Regions from separate parts of the Homo sapiens genome. Here region 1 is linked to region 2. Evidence: chromatin loops called from intact Hi-C (ENCODE). Cell type or tissue: heart left ventricle. All regions are shown on one strand. Each heading gives the region's core, and the rest is flanking DNA. Links, peaks and the distances in the headings are about the cores only.

Evidence for each region. Hi-C counts contacts between places; a loop is a spot of excess contacts. Peaks named below come from ENCODE experiments on the same cell type or tissue, not always from the same donor. Only the 100,000 strongest peaks of a DNase experiment are listed, where the experiment ranks them.
Region 1: it touches region 2 in a loop (2.6-fold over the local background); 2 of 110 quality-filtered maps call a loop at or near these places.

Annotation. Positions count from the first base shown.
Region 1 is chr6:111,410,708-111,422,619 of GRCh38, forward strand. It overlaps REV3L (REV3 like, DNA directed polymerase zeta catalytic subunit), which reads right to left. Exons shown (of 32, transcript NM_001372078.1): 2 at 5,576-5,765; 3 at 773-847. Among named protein-coding and RNA genes, the nearest start is that of REV3L, 67 kb to the right of the region's middle. In heart left ventricle, for the core only: no CTCF peak of the experiment used is centred there; no DNase peak of the experiment used is centred there; H3K27ac peaks cover 800 bases.
Region 2 is chr6:111,635,827-111,647,738 of GRCh38, forward strand. It overlaps LOC105377944 (a long non-coding RNA gene), which reads right to left. Exons shown (of 3, transcript XR_942874.3): 3 at 6,510-7,059. It overlaps LOC124901539 (small nucleolar RNA U13), which reads right to left and starts at 10,601; the gene lies at 10,501-10,601. RefSeq lists a silencer at 6,760-7,054. In heart left ventricle, for the core only: a CTCF peak has its summit at 6,925 (motif pointing left); a DNase peak (open chromatin) is centred at 6,932; H3K4me3 peaks cover 219 bases.

The DNA of each region.
Region 1 (11,912 bases), core at 1,926-9,925, 230 kb before region 2:
AACCTCATGTTCTGGGCAGTCGTGCCCCCTGTAGTGCTTTAATTCACTATGGGAAAACATCCAATCTGTGTTTTACAAAAAAGTTACTTTTTGGAACCCAGTACCTACTAGCAGAGAGGACCTCCTGAAAAAATAATACTCAGTACACCTCCGAGGCCACTTTTACCCTAGCTTCCCACTATACATAGTGAAAATCCTTGTTTTGAATCTGAAAGGATGATTAAAATCTTCCATATATGTGCCCTTCCCTGCCCTCCAGGATGATTGAGAGGATAAGCTAGAGGCAGGGAGACTAACTGAGGGAAGAAAAAACAACCAAAACCAAAACCAACAAAAAACCTGGAATATAAAATTTCACCAACATCTAGTAAACAGTCAACAGGTTTCTGAGATCTCAAAAGCCCTCTCACTCTGGACTCACTCCTACATATTTCCCCTTGCTTTGAAGCTAAAGAGCAACTTTCTCTTAATGCTGAACTAAGGTCTGGCCAGAAGAGGCCTAACATCACACAAGGCAGCCGTAATCTCTCCTAACCTACTTCTACGAACTCTCTAATCTGTAACAGGAAAGAAGCAGTTGGGAGCCTCCACCTCTAAAATATCCTTCATAGAGTCCAAGCCACTGGTCTCTCTCTATACACGTACATGTGTATTTTACGGTCTCTGTCTTTAATAAGACTACAAACTATAGAGGCCTTCTTTCTAGATTTTTTTTATTATTAAAATACTTCAATGATAGTTATTCATATTTTGGTTTCATTTATCTTTGTACCTTTTCACCATTGTAGGATTGTAAAGATAGATCTTCATAAAGTGTCTTTCCTTCTCATGATAACCATAAAAAGGCCTGAAATATAAGAAAAAAAATTTCAAATTATTTTCATAATTCAGAGATGAAATAATGCAACTTATTGCCCTAATTAGATTCAGCTGGCCAAATTCAGTCTTACGTTTAATATTATCCACCCCCCAAAAAACAACTAAAAAATCCCAAACCTTTCAGTTAAACCTAGCACAGGTTAACATGAAATACTGAAGCTTTTTTAAAAAGTGTAAAAAATATCACTTTCTTTAATTACTGACGATGGGAATTAAAAATTATCACTCTGAAAAAACTATGGACAAAAAGGAAGAACAAACCATCCACCCCTTAATCTCAAACATCAAGACTCTTTAAGTGGCTTTTTGTTTTCTTTACTCCACATATAAGAAAACATATTTTTGTTTGCTTTACTCCACATATGAGAGAAACAGACCTTTCAGCCGCCTTCTTCTGGCTCCCATTTTTTTGTTAAAAACTGAAGTTCTTCTTCAACAAAGTCCTTTACTTAACAACACTTACATTACTTTCCTTATTCAGCTGTTTATTATTATTTTATAAGTTCAATAAGCAGAGACAATGTACCTATTATATGTACACACAGCATGTATTTCAGTAGCTGATATGAATAAACCTGTAACACACAACCATATCAAGTGCATCCTGTGAAAAAACTGTGTAGACAGGAACTTAAGAGACTGAAAAAGACCATGGACTTACTTAAGCAACATAATCATGTTATGGCTGAGTTTTTTCTCGGGGTATCAGCTGGAATGAGGAAAGGGGGAAGCAAAAGGCTATATAACAGGAAGAGAAATCCTCGGTGCAAGATGAAATAAGCTGAACTCTCACATCATTTCAGGAGGATCTGAAACTACACTACAACCTCTGATATACAGAACACTATTTTCAAGGATGATGTAATTAGAAACAATACATAAACAGGCGTAAATTTGTGAATGAAATAAAAGGCTTTGTATTGGCTGAAAAGTGGTCTGTTAATACACGGTTAAATCTTTAGGTGGATAAACCCAATCACTCTTTATTTAAAAACATTGTTCCCTTATGACAGGCAGCAGATAATAGAATTTACTCTCATAGGACATCACCTCTCTGTGATGTCTAATAGTGTAGTGGACATCAAATAAAGGACTAATTTGGTAGCAGAGACATTATTTTGGGTATAATTTTTTAGTTGTTTTAAGCCATCTGTATTATTGTTATAAAGTAATTTCTGTTAAAAAAAAAAAAAAACAACTATTTACCAAGGTCTAAAGGGTTCCTCATCTCATCCTTGCCTCTCACTCCAATCTCAAGTCATACCATTCTTCCTTCTCCTCCAACCACTCTAAACATTTCAGACCCTCTAACTCGATCCCTCAAGTGGAAAGCTCCGCTCTGGACTTTTGCATGGCTTGTTTAATCTTCATTCAGAACTCTGCTTAATTTACCTTCTCAGAAAAGTCTCACCTGACCATCCCTCCCTCTTACTCTTCACCCTTTTCTTAACTTTTTATAATACCACTTCCCGTCTAGTTTGCTGCTGTATACCCTATTTTGTTGCCATGAAGAATTGGTTAAAGAAAGACATATTACATAAATGATATCATTCTCTCTCATTGGCAAATTCAACCTTAACTGTAGCCCTTTCCTGCTATGGTATTTTTCATATATACAAAGGTAGTTGTCTGGAAACATGGGTTATCTTCAGCCAGATGAATGGTTTTGCCAAAAGAATTCCTCATCAGGGAGACTCTTTGGGGGAAAAAAGTAGAATGGAGGAGTATGAAAGCAGATGTTTTCATGTTTAAAAAATTATATCTCGTAATTAGTTTTTTAAGTATATCAATAGGAAGGAAAATGAGTGTGGATAGCGAAAAATCTCACCTAATTAATTTTGATGGATTGAGAATCTCTTTATAGAAGATTCTCTAAAATCATGAGTGAGAAGGAATCCCAGAAATTAGCCCAAGGTCATGATCCTATCTCTTAACTCAGCCTCAGGATAGTGATAGTCTAAAAAGAATAGAGTTAAACCTCATGTAAATGTTAATTTGGTAGCTAGATGCAACTTTATGTAACTTAAGTAGGAAAAATTGAAGGAGTAAAGGAATTAGAGAAGGTAGAATGAATGGGAAGGAAAAAGGGGATCTAGGGAAGAAAATGACCAAAAAATTAGAAGAAAAAAGAAAACTGCAATGAAAAATTAGAGTGAGCAGCTCATCTGTTGCCCCATGTATCCAGATCTGTAACTCAACTACTCTCAAAAATGTGGCAATGTCTTTAACAAATACAAAAATACAGGAAGATAAGTGACTATGTATTTCACTGGGCTGTTTGGAGACTTAACTTTGAAATGAGGATATATATAGGAAAGTTATTAGAAACTATCAAGAATAAACAAAACTAAAAGATAAAGTAGATAATTATCCCTAACATAATTGCTCCTGTTATAGGATGAGTGTAAACTTTCACCTCATTCATTTATCCAACCAAACAGTTATTGAGTCATCTCATACATGCTAGTGCACTAGCATGCAGTTTACATGCTAGTGGAAGAAACACATAAAAATTAAGTAAATAAATAAAAATTAAAATACCTGCAAACTGTATTAAGTGCTAAAGAAAACAAATAATGGGCTGAGATACAGAATAATAAAAACAGTAATAATAATAATGCCCTACTTAAAATACCTTATTTTACGTGGGATAGTCAAAGAAAACTTCTCTGAAGAGGTCAATGATCTGGAGGATTGGGGAAGGGTAGAACACTCAAGGAAAGAAAATTGTACATACAAAGAACTTAGGTGAGAAACAACTTGGATAGCAGAGGAACTGAGAGAAAGTCACTGTTTCTGAATGGAATACAGAAAGCAGAGTTTCAGAGGTAGATGGGGTGAGGTCACATAGGTTATGGCTAGAAGTTTAAATTGTATTCTATTAACAATATGAAGCCACTCAAGAATTTTTAAATGATTTTAAATTTACAGTATAAGAGTACTTCTGCTGCTCTGGAATGAGATAAAAATAGAAGGAAATTCAATTAAAATGATACTATCATGGTCCAGAGGAAAGCCTAGATTAAGGTGGAAGCAGAGATTTAAGGTCTCCACTTGGATTTCATATGGACATAAAACAACTCAAATGTTCCTGTATGAGCTCCAGATCTTTCCTGTCAGTTGACTCTACCTCTACCTTCCGTCTTCCTAGCAGAACACCCTTAAACTTTTGCAGTCAACCTTGATTCCTCTCTCACAATCCTTACCCAAACACAAAGCAAAGCTAATACATTAACTCAACCTTCAGAATAGATCCAGAAGCTGATGATTACTTCCCTGCTACCACCCTAGTTCAAGCCACACTATTTTCTTTTTTGTTTTAATTTTAATTCCTTGGTCTTTTCTACCTTAATATCAAGCCACCATATTTTCTTACCCAGATTAATGTCCTAATTCTCTCCCTGCTCTTATTCTCGTCCCCCTACAATCTATTATTAATACAGTTGCTTAAGTAATCCTTTCCAGTTTAAGCCAGATCTTGGCTGCTCAAAATCATGTAATAACTTACAGTAAAAGTCAAAGTCCTTACATTAGCCTACTGAGTGATTAACAAACTTAAGCATGCATAAGAATCATCAGAAAGGCTTTATTAAAACACAAATTGCTGGGCCCCAAGAATGTAGTTCTACCAAGTTCCCAGGTGTGTCAGTCCCAGTCCTCCAAGAAGTAAATGCCAAATGTGAGAGAAAATGAGAAGGCAGCCAGAAGAAGCCGGCATAGCCACCAGACCTAGATACCAGTCTCATCTCAAGTGGACAGAGGGATGTTTTACAGATCTGCTTTAGTATCTTTGCCATGCTCAGTCATAGGGTAAGAGTAGCCTATGGAAAGCAGCTCATGTGGAGTGACAGACTGGAATTGAGTGTATAGTAGCTGGGGCCATTCACTCATTCTCTGTGTATTTGGAGATCTGAGAGGTATATTCTCATGGCTGTAAAACTAGGTAAAGCTAATGATAGTAGGTGATACTAGGAAACCAAAGTATGGAAACCACACTTTGAGAATCATTGGTCCTCACAGTCTCTACCCTCTCATCTCTCTCTTATCTCATTTAGTCCAACTCTCCTTTACTCTTCCACTCTAGTCACCTGGCTTCCATGCTGTTCCTACTCCCTTACCTCCTTCAGGTCTTTGCTCAGATGTTGTTACTTTGTCAATGACACATTCCCTGATTACTCTAAAATTGTCACTAGTCTACTTCCTTACCCCACACTACTATTCCTTCTTATCCTGCTTGTATAGATTCTTTCCTTCCACACGACTAATTATCATATAGCAAATAAATTAATTTAATGTTGTATTTATTGGTTATTATCTGTTTCCCGTAGTAGAATGTAACTTCCACATGGGCAGGGCTCTTTGTTTTGTCCAGCAGTATATCCCAAACGCCTAGAACAGTGCTTAGCACATAAAAAGTATTTAAGAAATATTTGCTGAATAAATTACTATATGAATTACTAATGAATTTCTATAGTTACAGGAAGCAGAGAAATGGGAAAGGAAACAACAAAAATCACTGTTGACTCTCTACCTTTCATTGCCATAAAAATTCATGTTAAAAAGTTACAGCAAGGAATTCACTACAGTTCCATTAGACTAGAAGTAAAAGAAATAGAGTTTATCAACTGAGTATGTTTTCCTCTAAATAGAATAGCAACATAAACAGAAATTATAAAATATATTATCATATACTTACATTCCTGATACTAATGACACTTTGAACACATGCTGAGCAGTGGAAGATGGATTGCCTAAAGCCACATTAAGTGCTCTGTCGATACTGAATGCCATCTGAGAAAGATAGCTTTCTGGCTGCTGTCCATAACCATCGTATGGCACATAGAGGTAAGGAAAGATGCCATGTAGATGAAGACATGTCTTCTGACCTAAAATGTAACACATTATAAAGTTTAGTTTCCAGACACAGTTTAACAATACAAAACTCAGAATGAAACTCATTTAAATGTTCTAATGGCAACACAGCTTATCTAAGGGAAGAGTTGAAAAAAATTAACCCATAGTTCAAAGTAACCAGTATTAACTACATTTTACAACAGAACATTTGGAAACATTGTGTAAACACAAGCATTGTATAACAGTATGACTTAAACAGTAGTTTTGATGAAAGTATTTTCACTATTTAACCCTCATAATCCAACTAGTCTTGTGTACTTCACTGAATCATCTATAAATACCAGTGTTATGAAGGTTATAAGCACAGTGTTATGAAGGTTACAAAAATTCACAAAAAGTTTACTAAATAAATCAATGAATGCCTGTCTTGGCATTAATGTTTTCAAACAAGAGCCTTCCCTAAAAGAGAGGCAGCTCTGGGAGAAAGGGGAATGTAAAAGCAGTTCCAGTGTGCAGAATTTTGCTATTGCAGTGGGAAGGAGGGTAAAAATGAAATTTTGCCATTAAAAGGAAAAAAAAAAAGACAAAACCAAATCAAAACAAAATCTCTACAGATCAATTATCTATAATGGATTTCAGGGTATCTAAATTTTATATTTGGTGGTATGGAACAAGGGGAGACAAAAGGCCAACATGCACACTTCTCAGAAAACCAATATATCAGTCAAGGTGCAGAAGGGGTAAATGGTGCTGACTTGCCAACAGACAATCCAGCACAGCCATGATAAAGAAAGTAATTTGAGTGAGAACCCACAAAAGAAATGCCACAGAAACGATAATCTGTCCATGACAAGATTAAGTAACAACAATGGCAACAAAAAGCAGATGCACCATTGCTCTCATGAATCTGGCAGGGCTGTATGGAAGTGGTTACTGTCCTCAGAGCATTGTCCCTAGTTCCCCTTGGGTATGTGCCATTTGTCTAATCCAAACAGAGAGGAGAACAGCAGTGATGGAAGAACACATCCATTTTTCTCATGCTGTCACCCGCTCTCACTGTGCTGTTCCTGCCAACACAAGCCTCAGGCTTCTTCCCCACCCCTTATCCCTCCTCACTCTGCTTCACTGGGCCTTTTCTTTTGGTAGGAATGTAAATATTTGTTTGATCACTATTTCCCATTTATGATTTAGAATGATTTATATAAAATATATAGAAAGTAGTTCTACACTGTGTTGATATCTTAATGTTTACATTTCTTATAAAGAATAACATTAGCTTCTCTTATTTTTAAGGTACACTTACGACAGAAAAATAAATCTGGAACAGTTATTACATAAAGCAGAGCAAATTTAGAAAGATCAGTCACATAATGAAACAAGATCTGATTCTCCGAACTGTAATATTCTGATTTGAACTACCAACTGTCGTGCTTTTGAAAAATTACAAATTGTGTTGCTGTTATACAAATTTCAGTTTCCAGTTTGGCTATTTCATTTCTAAATACAACATGGTATTAATTCCTAAATTTCATAGTTTTTCAATTCTTCAAATAGAGAACATTCAAACTATATTAATGAGTCTTAATAGATTTAATCAATTTACTGATGACTTACTTGAATGCTTTTTAAATATCTCATGAATAAATGTTATAACCATTACCCTTCTGGACAAAAACCACAATTTGACTAAGAGTAACTGGTATGCTAAACTACAGGTTGAGGGAGGTGGGAAGACAGTGAATTATTTCCTCTTAAGTTGACAAATGCAAGACCAGTGATTACAGAATTACTAGTGCAATGCCATATTTTACAAGCAATACTGTAAATTCCTAAGGTATTTGTTTTATAGTCAATATATCTCAATAATGGAATTTTGGGTAAATTTTACAAGAAACAATTACAAAATTGGACTGTATTAATAGTTTCTTTATGGTCAGAGTGTTCACAAAGTGTCTTAAAAATAATTTTATATCCACTTTTCACATCTCCTGTGAAGTAGGGACCAGAAGAATTACCTTTCTATTTATAGGCTTCAGAACTACAACAATTTTGGGATGTACAATTTAGGAAAAAGGAAGAAATGATTTACTCAGCAGGTAATAGGGTAAGTGCTTTACCTATGTATTTCTAATTAGGATAATCTTGCAGTATTGATGGAGGTTAACGTTCCCAAAGTCACATAACTATTAAGCAATAGAATCCAGCTCAACAAAACCTAAAACCAATACTCTTTCCATTTAACCATGCTGGTTCAATGTTTTTAAAAAGTCAATGTTGGCTTCCTTAATTCCTCAGTTTTTATTTTTTATTATAATTGCCTGTTTCCTTATCTAACTTTCCCATTTCATGGCAAAAACTCTTAGGGAGGTGTTATTGTGTTCAAATGAACACTATGTCCCCAGAACTCAACAAAAAACACATGGTATGTGCTTAACAAACATTTATTAAATGAATTAAAGAACCCACAACAAAACAGAATAACTGCTTAAGGACAAAGGAATGATGTGAAAGCCTTTGAATATCTGAAGAAACACATCCACGAAAAAAGAGGGACTCTGATACAATTAATGTAACTACCATCAGGGTTAGAGGAGGACATGGGTGTGTGGGGTTGAGAAGGATCCCCAACATATTGCACTTTCCTACCCTGAATGACCTGAAGTGCCATCCAAATCTGTAGTCACTCTATCAACACAGACGTACCTCTCTCTCCAGTGCTCCTGCAGCTAGAGATGGCTCAGTGCCTTACTCATCACCCTTCCTCAAGAACAACCTCCTGAAGAACAACCACAACACAAGGAATTCTTGGCATAGCACTAACAGCTCTAATATAGAATAAGAATGATATAAGAGAAAATGAAAGAAACAGGATAAAATAAAAAACTCAAAAGTTAAATAAGGAAAGAGAAATGTGTAAAAATGAACACGAGAGTCAACTGCTTTTTGGAAATAGTATGTCTTTTATTACCATAAAATTTGTAGTTCTGTAATTTGCTTTATCTTGACAAGATACAGACCACTTCTATTTATTTCCCTCCGCTAGCTCTACCTCACACAAATGTGTGGAGATACAGAGCTGTAAAGTCTTTAGAGATAAACCAGTCTACTACAACTCCCGTTAGTTAGGATTAGGTTAAATTGTGAGAAAATGCCCCCAAATCAGTGGATTTAGCATTAAAATTAGTGGCTTCTCTCCTAAAAGAAGTCCAGAGGTAGGTAGCTGGTACTAGAAACCCAGCTTTTTTCAACATCTAGTTAGTGGTCTAATTAAGAACTTGTGACTTCAGTCCAGGCGCTTTTCCACTATACTTCTAGAAGTTCCACATACAGGATGCTTTCAAGAATGTTTTTATAAAATTAGTGAAAGTTATGGTATTTTGAAACCTTCTACTAAATGATTTTGGATTCTCTTTTTTTTTTTTGAGATGGAGTCTCGCTCTGTCACCCAGGCTGGAGTGCAGTGTTGCGATCTCGGCTTGCTGCAAGCTCCACCTCCCGGGCTCACGCCGTTCTCCTGCCTCAGCCTCCGGAGTAGCTGGGACTACAGGTGCCTGCCACCATGCCCGGCTAATTTTTTGTATTTTTTAGTAGAGACGGGGTTTCACCGTGTTAATCAGGATGGTCTCGATCTCCTGACCTCATGATCCACCTGCCTCGGCCTTCCAAAGTGCTGGGATTACAGGCGTGAGCCACCGCGCCCGGCCATTTTGGATTCTTAAAGGAGTCAGGGTATTAGGTATTTCTAGGTAACATATAGATTTAAGGAAAGAAAATATCCCTACCCCTTCAACTCTATTAACGTAAACTGATACATAAAAATTGTACATATATATGGTATACAACATGAAACTTTGATATGTATACACCATGAAATGATTAAGTCGAGCTAACATATCCATCACTTCACATACTTATTATTTTGTGGTAAGAGCATTTAAAATCTAATCTCTTAGCGATTTTCAAGTATATAATACATTATCAACTACAGTCACCATGCAGTACAACTGATGTCCAGAACTTATTCATCATGTCTAGTTGAAACTTCATACTCTTTAAACAACAACTCCCCTTCCCCTCCTCTGAAGGTTCCCTCTTACTATCATGGCAAACTGAAGTTAGACAACAAGTCCAAGAGAAATAAGATCGTCTGTGGCTGAACAAGCCCATGTACACAGGTTTCAAAAATTTCAGAGTTTGAATTTTCCAATTTGATTGATGTTCCCTAATTCAGAAGCTGCAAAAGTTATTTTAAAAAGCGCCACCAAAACTTGACACCATGGCAAAACTCTGTGGAGCTGGCTACTTCCCATTGTGTGTAAGTACATAACAAAAGGCAGATGCCTCTTCAACAAGGAGTATGTGGGTGCTCTGAATTTCATCTTTCACGGAACCCAGAATTATACTAAACATTAAGTCCTTGGCTGGGCATGGTGGCTCACGCCTGTAATCCCAGCACTTTGGGGGCTGAGGCAGGTAGATCACGAGGTCAGGAGATCAAGACCATCCTGGCCAACATGGTGAAACCCCTCTCCACTAAAAACACAAAAAAATTAGCCAGGTGCCTGTAGTCCCAGACACTCGGGAGGCTGAGGCAGGAGAATGGCGTGAACCCGGGAGGCGGAGGTTGCAGTGAGCCAAGATCGCGCCAATGCACTCCAGCCTGGGAGACAGAGCGAGACTCCATCTCAAAAAAAACAAAAACAAAACAAAACATTAAGTCCTTTATATCCCAACATTTCTTATTGTCATTTTTCAACATTTTATTCTGCAATTTAGGTGTCTTGATTTGGTCTCTAAATTGCCCATCTAAAATCTTGTTAGCCTATTTGTAGTAAAATTACTTGGGGTATTTTTGTAGATTCAGTTTCGATAAACACAAAGACTAAATGTACCATTCCTCTAATTTGGGGGTCTGAAAACTTTTTCTGGAAGGTGACAGTAAATATTTTAGGCTTTATGGGACATGCTGTATCTGACACAATTACATAACTCTGCTGTTGTAGCCTGGAAGCAGCTGTATGCAATACTTAAGTGAACGGGCATGACCGTGTTACAATAAAACTTCATTTACAAAAACACGCAACATGAGGGATTTGGCCCATGGATAGTAGTTTGCCAATCTCTGCTCTAATTAATTAGACTTCTTTCTCCATCATCATCTGGAATAGAAAAGTTTTTTTTTTTTTAAAGCTGATGGGTAATCAAAATCAAAATAGTGATAGCCTAAGAGTATCTTAGGAGAATAAGAAATACTCATTGTGTAATTTGCATATCCCATCTCCCAAATCTCAAATTCAATCTAAACAAGGTTTTAAACAAACCTCGACAGAGCTATAAAACAGAAAAACTTGGTATGTGAGCAAGAACATTTACGTTTACAAAAATTTTCATATTTTCTTCTTCCTGGAACATCTCAAGTTTTATATCACTATCATTAACTCCATCTGTTTCCTTCCAGTCTTTCTTTGCTTCTGTCTTTCTAAATTTTACTCCATCTTTCTTTTCCCATCTCCACAAAACCACAAAACGAACTAAACAAAACTCAGTCACAGAAAGTGTTAAATTATCTATTCTCATGGAAAAAGAAAAGTTGTAAGGATGTACTCTTAGCCTTGGAAATTAGATTTTCAGAATTTATCTTACAGAAAAACTTAAAAATGTACACGAAGATTCAGATACTAAGATGTGAGGTATGACTAACAATAGTGAAAAAAATGAAGATAATCTAAATTTCCAAAAATAGGGAAATAAGTAAAATTATGTTATATCTGTATAATAGCTCTGTGGCTCTGTAGCAAATCCTGCTTCCTGCCTGATTTTCTAAATAAAGTTTTATAAGAATACACCACAGCCATTTAGAATGGTCTATGGCTGCTTATGCTATAGACAGAGTTGAGCAGTTGCAATAGACACCCTACAACCCTCAAAACCTAAAATATGTGCTTTCTTGTTCTTTATAGAAAAAGTTTGCTAACCTCAGCAACAGAAGATGTTTAAGTGTATTTCCTAGTATAAGAAAATGTTTATGATGTCTTTATAGTCAGATGAAAATCAGTTATAAAATAACATAGTACATGAGACCAGGTGATGAGTGATTCTTTTATATATATATGGGTGATTCTTTTATATATATATACACATATATATATATATACACATATATATATATATACACATAT
Region 2 (11,912 bases), core at 1,939-9,938:
GTTGCCTGTTCACTCTGATGGTAGTTTCTTTTGCTGTGCAGAAGCTCTTTAGTTTAATTAGATCCCATTTGTCAATTTTGGCTTTTGTTGCCATTGCTTTTGGTGTTTTAGACATGAAGTCCTTGCCCATGCCTATGTCCTGAATGGTATTGCCTAGGTTTTCTTCTAGGGTTTTTATGGTTTTAGGTCTAACATTTAAGTGTTTAATCCATCTTGAATTAATTTTTGTATAAGGTGTAAGGAAGGGATCCAGTTTCAGCTCTCTACATATGGCTAGCCAGTTTTCCCAGCACCATTTATTAAATAGGGAATCCTTTCCCCATTGCTTGTTTTTCTCAGGTTTGTCAAAGATCAGATGGTTGTAGATGTGTGATATTATTTCTGAGGGCTCTGTTCTGTTCCATTGGTCTATATCTCTGTTTTGGTACCAGTACCATGCTGTTTTGGTTACTGTAGTCTTGTAGTATAGCTTGAAGTCAGATAGTGTGATGCCTCCAGCTTTGTTCTTTTGGCTTAGGATTGTCTTGGCAATGTGGGCTCTTTTTTGGTTCCACATGAACTTTAAAGTAGTTTTTTCCAATTCTGTGAAGAAAGTCTTTGGTAGCTTGAAGGGGATGACATTGAATCTATAAATTATCTTGGGCAGTATGGCCCTTTTCACGATATTGATTCTTCCTATCCATGAACATGGAATGTTCTTCCATTTGTTTGTGTCCTCTTTTATTTCATTGAGCAGTGGTTTGTAGTTCTCCTTGAAGAGTTCTTTCACATCCCTTGTAAGTTGGATTCCTAGGTATTTTATTCTCTTTGAAGCAACTGTGAATGGGAGTTCACTCATGATTTGGCTCTCTGTTTGTCTCTTATTGGTGTATAAGAATGCTTGTGATTTTTGCACATTGATTTGGTATCCTGAGACATTGCTGAAGTTGCTTATCAGCTTAAGGAGATTTTGGGCTGAGACGATGGGGTTTTCTAAATATACAATCATGTCATCTGCAAATAGGGACAATTTGACTTCCTCTTTTCCTGATTGAATATCCTTTATTTCTTTCTCCTGCCTGATTGCCCTGGCCAGAACTTCCAACACTATGTTGAATAGGAGTGGTGAGAGAGGGCATCCCTGTCTTGTACCAGTTTTCGAAGGGAATGCTTCCAGTTTTTTCCCATTCAGTATGATATTGGCTGTGGGTTTGTCATAAATAGCTCTTATTATTTTGAGATACGTCCCATCAATACCTAGTTTATTGAGAGTTTTTAGCATGAAGGGCTGTTGAATTTTGTCAAAGGCCTTTTCTGCATCTATTGAGATAATCATGTGGTTTTTGTCTTTGATTCTGTTTATATGATAGATTACATTTATTGATTTGCGTGAGTTGAACCAGCCTTGCATCCCAGGAATGAAGCCAACTTGACCGTGGTGGATAAGCTGTATGATGTGCTACTGGATTCGGTTTGCCAGTATTTTATTGAGGATTTTTGCACAATGTTCCTCAGGGATATTGGTCTAAAATTCTCTATGTAAGTAAAGCACTCCTCAGCAAATGTAAAAGAACAGAAATTATAACAAACTGTCTCTCAGACCACAGTTTAATCAAACTAGAACTCAGGATTAAGAAACTCACTCCAAACCGCTCAACTACATGGAAACTGAACAACCTGCTCCTGAATGACTACTAGGTACATAACAAAATAAAGGCAGAAATAAAGATGTTCTTTGAAACCAACGAGAACAAAGACACAACATACCAGAATCTCTGGGACACATTTAAAGCAGTGTGTAGAGGGAAGTTTACAGTATTAAATGCCCACAAGAGAAAGCAGGAAAGATCTAAAATTGACACCCTAACATCACAATTAAAAGAACTAGAGAAGCAAGAGCAAACACATTCAAAATCTAGCAGAAGGCAAGAAATGACTAAGATCAGAGCAGAACTGAAGGAGGTAGAGACACAAAAAACCCTTCAAAAAAATCAATGAACCCAGGAGCTGGTTTTTTGAAAAGATCAACAAAATTGATAGACTACCGGCAAGACTAATAAAGAAGAAAAGAGAGAAGAATCAAATAGATGCAATAAAAAATGATAAAGGAGATATCACCACCGATCCCACAGAAATACAAACTACCATCAGAGAATACTATAAACACCTCTACGCAAATAAACTAGAAAATCTAGAAGAAATGGATAAATTCCTGGACACATACACCCTCCCAAGACTAAACCAGGAAGAAGTTGAATCCCTGAATAGACCAATAACAGGCTCTGAAATTGAGGCAATAATTAATAGCCTACCAACCAAAAAAAGTCCAGGACCAGATGGATTCACAACCAAATTCTACCAGAGGTACAAAGAGGAGCTGGTACCATTCCTTCTGAAACTATTCCAATCAATAGAAAAAGAGGGAATTCTCCCTAACTCATTTTATGAGGCCAGCACCATCCTGATACCAAAGCCTGGCAGAGACACAACAAAAAAAATGATTAACATACATTCTTATTTTTGAAAAGGTCCAATTTACCATGTTTTACTTTTACGGTGAAATATTTTAAAGAAATCTCTGCCTACTCCAAGGACATGAAGATATTCCACTGTTTTTCACTAGAGGCCTATTGTTTTACCTTTTGCATTTAAGAATATGACTTAAGCTCAAATTAATTTTTGTGTATGTTGTAAAATAAGTGTGAAAAATTTTTTTTCAACATGGTATGTAAATGACTTGACACCATATATTGAAAAGACTGTTTTCCTGTTGGATTGCAGTGGTCCCTTTGTTGCAAATCAAACGACTATATATATATGTGGGTCTATTTCTGGAGTCTTTATTCTGTTCCATTGGTCTATGTGTTTATCCTTGTCTCAATAGTACTTTTTTTTTTTTTAAATGGAGTCTCGCTCTGTTGCCCAGGCTGAAGTGCAGTGGCACAATCTCAACTCACTGCAACCTTGGCCTCCTGGGTTCAAGCAATTCTCTCTGCCTCAGCCTCCCTAGTAGCTGGGATTACAGGCATGCGTCACCACACCGGGCTAATTTTTTGTATTTTTAGTAGAAACAGGGTTTCACCATGTTAGCCAGGCTGGTCTCGAACTCCTGACCTCAGGTGATCCGCCTGCCTAGACCTCTCAAAGTGCTGGGATTACAAGGCATGAGCCACCGCATCTGGCCAATAGTACTTTGTCTTACAGTTTTATCGTGAATCTTCAAATCTGGTAGTATAAGTCCTCCAAATTTGCTATTCTTCAAAATGGTTTTGGCTAAGTTTTTTTAATTTCCTTATAAAAATGTAAGAATCTCGTCAATTTTTACAAAAACTTCTGCTAAGATTTTGACTCTTTAGGTCAATTTAGAGAGGGCTGACATCTTAATAGTAGAAAGTATTACAATCCATGAAGATGGAATATCTCTTCTCAATTACATAGTTTGATAACAATAATTTGGGTAAAACTTTAGTTATTTTCAAATGGTTAAGATAGAATTCCATATGATCCAGTAGTTCTACTCCAAACACCAAAGAGAATTGAAGACATATGTCTACACTGAAACTTGTACATGAATATTCATAGCAGCATTATTCATAATAGACAAAATGTGGAAATAAATGTCCATCAACTGATGAATGGATAAATACAATATGGCATATCCATACAATGGAATATTATTAAGCAATAAAAAAGAAGTACTGATACAACATGGATAAACTTTGAAAAACACTATGCTAAGTGAAAGAAGCCAGTCACAAGTGACTACATATTGTATGATTTCATTTAAATAAAATGTCCAGAATAGGCAAATCCATAGAAACAAAATAGAGTAGTGGTTGCCTAGGACTAGGGAGAGGGGAGGAGATTGGGGCAGTAATGATAAGGGGTGTGGGGCTTCTTTTAGGGTAATGAAAATGTTTTAAAATTGATTGTGGTGATGGTTGTGCAACTCTGTGAATATACCAAAAGCCATTAAATTGTACAATTTAAGGCCAGGCACGGTGGCTCATGCCTGTAATCCCAGCACTTTGGGAGGTCGAGGTGGGTGGATCATGAGGTCAGGAGATCGAGACCATCCTGGCTAACACAGTGAAACCCTGTCTCTACTAAAAATACAAAAAATTAGCTAGGTGTGGTGGCAGGTGCCTGTAGTCCCAGCTACTCGGGAGGCTGAGGCAGGAGAATGGTGTGAACCCAGCAGGTGGAGGTTGCAGTGAGGCGAGATCGTGCCACCGCACTCCAGCCTGGGTGACAGATCGAGACTCCGTCTCAAAAAAAAATAAAATAAAATAAATTGTACAATTTAAATAAGTGAATTGTACTTGAATTCTATCTCAATAAAGCTGTTTAAAATAGTTTTAAAGTAATGTTGTCTGTAATCTATTTTTATGGAATGAATCGTGTATCTTCCCCCTGCCCCACACAAATTCATATACTGAAGCTCTAACCTCCAATACCTCAGAATGTGATTGTTATTTGGAGATAAGGCCTTTAAAGAGGTACTGTCATTAAGTTAAAACGAGGCCTTTAGGGTGAGCCTTAATCCAATCTGATAGTGTCTGCTGTTATAAGAAGAGGAGATTAGGATAGACAGACAGTGGGGATGTGTGTGATCAGAGGAAAGGCCACCTGAGGGAGGACACAGGGAGAAGGTGGCCATATTTAAGCCAGGAGGACAGGCCTTAGAAGAAACCAGACCTGCTGACACCTTGATCTTGGACTTGTAGCCTCCAGAACTGTGAGAAATTTCTGTTGTTTAAGCCACCCAGTCTGTGGTACTTTGTTATGGCAGTCCTAGCAAACTAATACATTTGTGTTGATTTTTATATTCTTCAGTGCCACATTTAGTCTAAAACTCTAAAAGCATAGCAACTTCCCACGTCTACAGAGAAGTCAGACCAGGCTGTTTTCAGCACGTGAAGAGCTGTCTTTTTTTTTTTTTTTTTTTTTTTTTTTGAGATGGAGTTTTGCTCTTGTTGCCCAGGCTGGAGTGCAATGGTGTGATTTCGGCTCACCGCAACCTCCACCTCCCAGGTTCAAGTGATTCTCCTGTCTCAGCCTCCCAAGTAGCTGGGATTACAGGTGCACGCCACCACACCTGGCTAATTTTTGTATTTTTAGTAGAGGCGGGGTTTCATCATATTGGTCAGGCTGGTCTCAAACTCCTGATGTCAGGTGATCTGCCTGCCTCGGCCTCCCAAAGTGCTGGGATTACAGACGTGAGCCACCGTACCCGGCCTAGTCATCTTTTTTGAAAACATTTTGATGGTAAGCAGCACTTTGGAATTCCTGAGGTTGTTTTTCTTTTTCTTTAAAAAATTCTAGACAAATGAGATTTTCTAAATTTGGTGGGGGTGGGGGTGATGTTAAGGATAATTACTGAAAAAATCAAAAATTTAAATAGTATTGTCAATAATTCTCAAGATAAAAATTCTCAAGCTAAATCTCATAAAGTAATTATAAAAAATCTTTGATTCTGTTTAATTAAAAAACATGTTTCTATGTATATTAATGCTTTATAGTTCAATAAAAAGTTCAAAAATAAAATGAAAATAGATAAAAATTACTGGAAGACACCATGAATCTAATTTTAGGTTGTACTTTTAAAAATTTAAATCTTTTAAGGAACTATGGTAATTGCTGTATTTTTTTTCTTTTGGAATAAAACAGTGAGAAATAAGTGAATCTCTTTAAATTCCAATTATGAATGAACACAAAGGAAGGTGTGAATGGCATATTAACAAGAGCATGTGAGGGAGTCATGACTTGGTTTTCTAACTTAGGGTAATGTGTGTTTCACAGGAAAACTGAAGAGCTGTGCTGCTGCAAAGCAGTTTTGAAATCTACTTAATAAACTCCATATTATAAATAGACATTTGATTTCTGGCGTGGCGCAGTGACCCACGCCTGTAATCCCAGCACTTTGGGAAGCTGTGGGCGAGTGGATTACTTGAGGTCAGGAGTTTGAGACCAGCCTGGCCAACATGGTGAAACCCCATCTCTACTAAAAATACAAAAATTAGCCGGGCATGGCCGGGCACGGTGGCTCACGCCTGTAATCCCAGCACTTTGGGAGGCCGAGGCGGGCGGATCACGAGGTCAGGAGATCAAGACCATCCTAGCTAACACAGTGAAACCCCGTCTCTACTGAAAATAGAAAAAAATAGCCAGGCGTGGTGGCGGGCGCCTGTAGTCCCAGCTACTCGGGAGGCTGAGGCAGGAGAATGGCGTGAACGTGGGAGGCGGAGCTTGCAGTGAGCCGAGATCGCGCCACTGCACTCCAGCCTGGGCGACAGAGCAAGAATCCGTTTCAAAAAAAAAAAAAAATTAGCCGGGCATGGTGGTGCGTGCCTGTAATCCCAGCTACTCAGGAGGCTGAGGCAGGAGAATCACTTGTACTTGGGAGGTGGAGGCTGCAGTGAGCCGAGATCACACCGCCGCACTCCAGCTTGGGTGACAGAGTGGGAAGCTGTGCCAAAAAAAAAAAAAAAAAAGAAAAGACATTTGACTTCTATTGGTTTCCTCTAAACCAAATATGAAAGTTGACTCCTAAAATTCATTTTTGGTGAGGATCATCTCAACACAACAATGAGGAAGAGTAACTCTGTATTTGGTAATTTCCCCAGTGTCACAGAAGCAGGGGTTCAAACCAACTCTTCTTTCTGGCACCAAAGCCTGTGCCCTTCACCACTACGGTAGATGAGATTGAAAGACTTGGTCGTGACTCTTCACTCCCCTTTGTCATAACATTGCAGAGCCCACCCTTCAAGTACAGGGAATATGTCCTGACCTATTGATGTGTGCTTGGCCACATTATTAGAATGGCCAATGGAATTTGAGACATCGCGATGCACTCTGAGGTCTTGAAAGTTTGAAAGGCTTAACTTAGCTCTGAGGGCTTCTGTGATAGCCATAAGACACGAATTTCCCAGGAAGCCACTGCCCCCTTCAGCCTGGGCCCAGAATAAACACTGTGAAACAGACCTGAACTTGACCTGAAGCCTGCAGCCAAGTTCTGCCGTGGGCAAATTGGAACTCTGAGCCTGGAGTCCAGTCAAGTACAGCAGGGTCCTGGTCTACCTGCAGACCCATGAGAAAAAAAAAAAAAAATCCAACTTGTCATTTTAAGCCGTTAAGTTTTGGAATAATTTCTGTAAGCCTAGCATTATTGTAGCAATAGTCAAATGATAAACCACTACTTGACATATTCAAAATATGGTCCTTGGACACTGGTATCAAAATCATCTGGAACTTATTAAAAATGAAGATTATAGGAAGATGATTACTCACTTACACTAAGGAGTTTAATGGAACAAGTCAGCAGGAGATACTAAATTTAATAATATATTAAAATTAATATGGAAGCAATTCCACTTCTAGATATTTCTCCAAGGGAAAGCCTTACAGATGTCCATAAAAAGGGCAAGGATGTAACGTTGTTTGTAACACTGAAAATCTGGAAATAACCTAAATATCCATCAACAGAAGAATGGTTAAATGATGCCATTTCCACCTTATGGCATACTAATAAATATTATTTGTTAAAAAGAAGCGAGAAAAATTCTCTGAGTCATACTGTTTGATGAAAAGTCAAGATGCAGAACAATATGTGCAGTAAGATTTCATTTATGTAAAGGAAAGGCATGTCTATGTAAATGTATTTAAAAAAAGATACAAACCAAGATACAAACCAAGTTGATAAGTGATTACCTTTGGTAAGGTATGATGTTGAGAAGTGTGTGTGGGGGGTCACTGCTTTATCTGTAGTGTTTATTGTTTTTACACTGACTAGGTTGTACACATATATTACTGTGCCATTAAGAAGAAAAATATTATGTATTTAATGTAGCTGAACTGGTGGCTCATGTCTGTAATCCCAGCACTTTGGGAGGCCAAGGTGGGAAGATTGCTTGATGAACCTGGGCTACATAGTGAGACCCTGTCTCTACAAAAAATTCAAAAATTAAAATTAGCCGGGCATGGTTGTGTGCACCTGTAGTCTTGGCTACTCGGGAGGCTGAGGTGGGAGGATCACTTGAGCCCAGGTGATTGAGGCTGCAGTGAGCTGTGATTGCACCACTGCACTCCAACTGAGGTGACAGAGCGAGACCCTGTCTCTAAAAAATTTTTAAAAAAAATTTAAATCTGGATTTTTAGGTTTCACCCCAAATCAGAAGAGTCTAGGAATCTGCATTTAACTAAATTTTCAGCCCCTGCCCTCTCAGTTGCTTGAGTCAGCAGCAAGCTCAGGAGGAAGCAGCCAGCCAGGGGAAGAGCTGGAAATGTGATGTGGCCTGGGCAAAAGGCACACTGCAGGATTTCCCCTGTGTGGGGGAGGCAGTGGAGAATTCTGCCTGAGGGTTTTCGGTTTTAAGAAAACCAAACGAGGCCAGGCACGGTGGCTCACGCCTGTAATCCCAGCACTTTGGGAGGCTGGGGCAGGCAGATCATGAGGTCAGGGGATGGAGGCCATCCTGGCTAACATGGTGAAACCCCGTCACTACTAAAAATACAAAAAGTTAGCTGGGCATGGTGGCAGATGTCTGTAGTCCCAGCTACTTGGGAGGCTGAGGCAGGAGAATCGCTTGAATCCAGGAGGCGGAGGTTGCAGTAAGCTGAGATCGCACCACTGCACTTCAGGCTGGGTGACAGAGCAAGACTCCATTCAGCGGCTGGAGAAAGTCCCTGTTAATGGCTAGGTTGCCCTCTACAGGGCATCGCCATCCCACCCTGGTCCCATCCCACCCCTGGGGGAGTTTATCTGAATCTTGGAAGGGTAAGACGAGGTACTTGAGATAGTTGCATTTATCAAAAGAGGGCATGAGAATCAAGGTGGGGCATCCTAAAGTGTGGCCAGCCCAGGGAGAGGGCACTGGACACCATTCCACGTGGAGACATTCTGACAAGGATGAGGTAGGGGACAGGAATAAAGCTAGTGGGAGTTTTCAGTATATTTTCTGAACAGCTTCATCTACAAAACCAGGGGCTTGCCCTGAAAAACAGTCCCTCATACCCTGTAAGTCTGTGATCTTCTGGGACTCTCTGCTGGAGGTCAGGCTCATCAAACCCAACAGGGTGGCACCTCCTTGAAGTGCTGGTGTGAAGGCCCAGGCCCTGCAGCCTCAAATCAAGTAGGGGAAGAGCTGAGAGCTGGGCAGACTCACCTGGTGTGACAGGAGTCAGGTCCCCAGATCCCCAGTCCAGTTTCATGGCTGTTCCCAGCTCACAAGTCCCTGTTGTATCAGCGACTTGCTTTCTCAGCAGTTGAGTCATGCCAAGTCCGCCTGACCTGCCTGGTTGGCTTCTCCAACAGCTGAAGGCCCCATGCTGAGGCTGCCCTGCTGCCCTGCCTGGAGAGGAGGATCTGCACCCGTGCCCTGGAGTGTCTGCTCACCAGCCCCCTTCTGTGTCCCTCCTTGCCAGCAGGGGCAGACTGTGAGATGGTTGACAGGGATGCCCAGAACAGAGTTGAGGGCAGGAGCCTTCCATGGCTGGGCCACTGGGGCTGTGGCAAGAGGGACTCAAAAGGAACCCTAAGTATGCCATGCAATTGTTCTGCTGCCAGAAGTTTCCAGCAGGAGGCAAATGAGAGGAGAAAAGGGCATACGGGACTGAATGCTCTATTCCCCCAAATTCATAGTTGGAATCCTAACACCCCGTGTGACGGTATTAGGAGGTGGGGCCTTTGGGAGGTGATTAGGTCATGAGAGCAGAGCCCTTGCGAATGGGAGCAGTGCCCCTATAAAAGAGACCCCAGAGAGCTCCCTCTTCCCTTCTACCAGGTGAGGACACAGAAAGAAGGCACCATCTCTGAACCAGGAAGCAGGCCCACACCAGACACCAAACCTGCTGGTGCCTTGATCTTGGACCGCCCAGCCTCCAGAGCTGTAAGAAATAAATTTCTAGCTGGGTATGATGGCTCACACCTATAATCCCAGCTAATTGTGAGGCTGAGGCAGGGGGATCACTTTAGGTCGGACCTTGAGACGAGCCTGGGCAACAGAGTGAGACCCCAACTCTCAAAAGGCAAAAACAGGCCAGGCATGGTGGCTCACACCTGTAATCCCAGCACTTTGGGAGGCCGAGGTGGGTGGATCATCTGAGGTTAGGAGTTCAAGACCAGCCTGGCCAATATGGTGAAACCCCATCTCTACTAAAAATACAAAAAATTAGCTGGATGTGGTGGCACATACCTGTAATCCCGGCTACTTGGGAGGCTGAGGCAGGAGAATTGCTTGAACCTGGGAGACGGAGGTTGCAGTGAGCCAAGATTGCTCCACTGCACTCTAGCCTGGGCAAAAAAGTGAGAATTCCGTCTCAAAAAAAAAAAAAAAAAAAAAAAAGATAAAAACAACAAAAAATTCTGTTGTTTATAAGCCACCCAGTCTATGGTATTTTTGTTATAGCAGCTGAATGGACTAAGACATGTTCAATGACAAATTCATGACCTTCTGCCTGAGAAAGCCTTATTCAGTAAGTCTGGGAGGGGCTGAGAAACCTGCATTTTTCTTTTTTTTTTCATGTCAGATAGGTAATGTGCAGACATGGTAACAAGGTTCAAGGGTGACACATCTCACACATATGCATAAACATCCAATTGTCATGTTTAAGAACTAAAGGATCAAAACCTGCATTTTAAAAGATTCTCTTAGGCCGGGTGTGATGGCTCCCAGTACTTTGGGAGGCCGAGACGAGACGGGCGGATCACCTGAGGTCAGAAGTTAGAGACCAGCCTGGCCAACATGGCGAAACCCCATCTCTACTAAAAATACAAAAATTAGCTGAACATGGTGGCATTTGCCTATAATCCCAGCTACTCGGGAGGCTGAAGCAGGAGAATCGCTTGAACACGGGAGGCGGAAGTTGCAGTGAGCCCAGATTGCGCCACTGCACTCCAGCCTGGGCGACAGAGCAAGACTCTACCTCAAAAAAAAAAAAAAAAAATTAATGAAAGATTCCCTTAGGTCATGCACAGGCAGATTTGAGAATGGTGATTTTAGGTTAACCTGGTTGAGGTTTGTTCAGAAAGCTTGAGAAGGGTCAGAGGTCAGTGTGATAAAGCAGACTTTGCTTCAGCTGTTAGGAGTTTCCCTCCCTGGGATAAGGGGCAAGGGCTTGATCCACCTTGTGACCCAGAACCTCAAAACCAGCCCCTTTGTACAGAGGGACAGTCAGATGTTGAGCCAGGCTGGAAGTGTAGCTTGAACAGCATCCCCAGGGCTGAGCCCCAGGCACAAGGCCCAGGAGGAGCTGCCAGGCCCACATCTGCGGTCAAGATTCTCACTGGGAAATTCTTACATGTTTGCAAAACGCAGCTAATGTTTCACACACCGTCTGCATGAGCAGCTGCTTTCTGTTCTTGACGTGGGCCATAGGATCTCGAACCGGAGTGGACGTGTGTCCACATGTAATATAGACACACCCTCTCCTGATAAGTCTGAAGCAGGGTATGTCTGTAACTTCAGCTAAGGTAGGGCTCTGATGGTTCCCTGATCAACCGTGGAAGTCTAAATCAGGCCTTCCATGTGTACTAGCCAGTTTCAGCAATAGGCGTGGGTGCTTTAATTTTAGACAAGAGCAATCCTAACGCTTACAGCAGAGCCTTCCCACCAGGCTAAAAGTTCCAGAAAGTTTTATATTACAGCACCAAATCCAGTGTTATGGTTCCAATCAATTCAGGAAATAAAAAGTCTACAATTTATTTGGGTCTCTAAGACTCAGAACTCCTGGCCAAAAATGTGCCCTTTGATCTTCATCCCTTTAATCTGAAGTATTCTCTAAATGCATTTCCATTTTAACGAACAATGCCTTCTACTGGCACAATTCTCTTTATTGAAGAAACTCAGCTTGTGTTTCAGGATTCCAATCCTTGGATTAAATTCATTGTCATATATCAGTCCTAATGTGTGCCAGGTTCCTACCCTCAGTGAGCT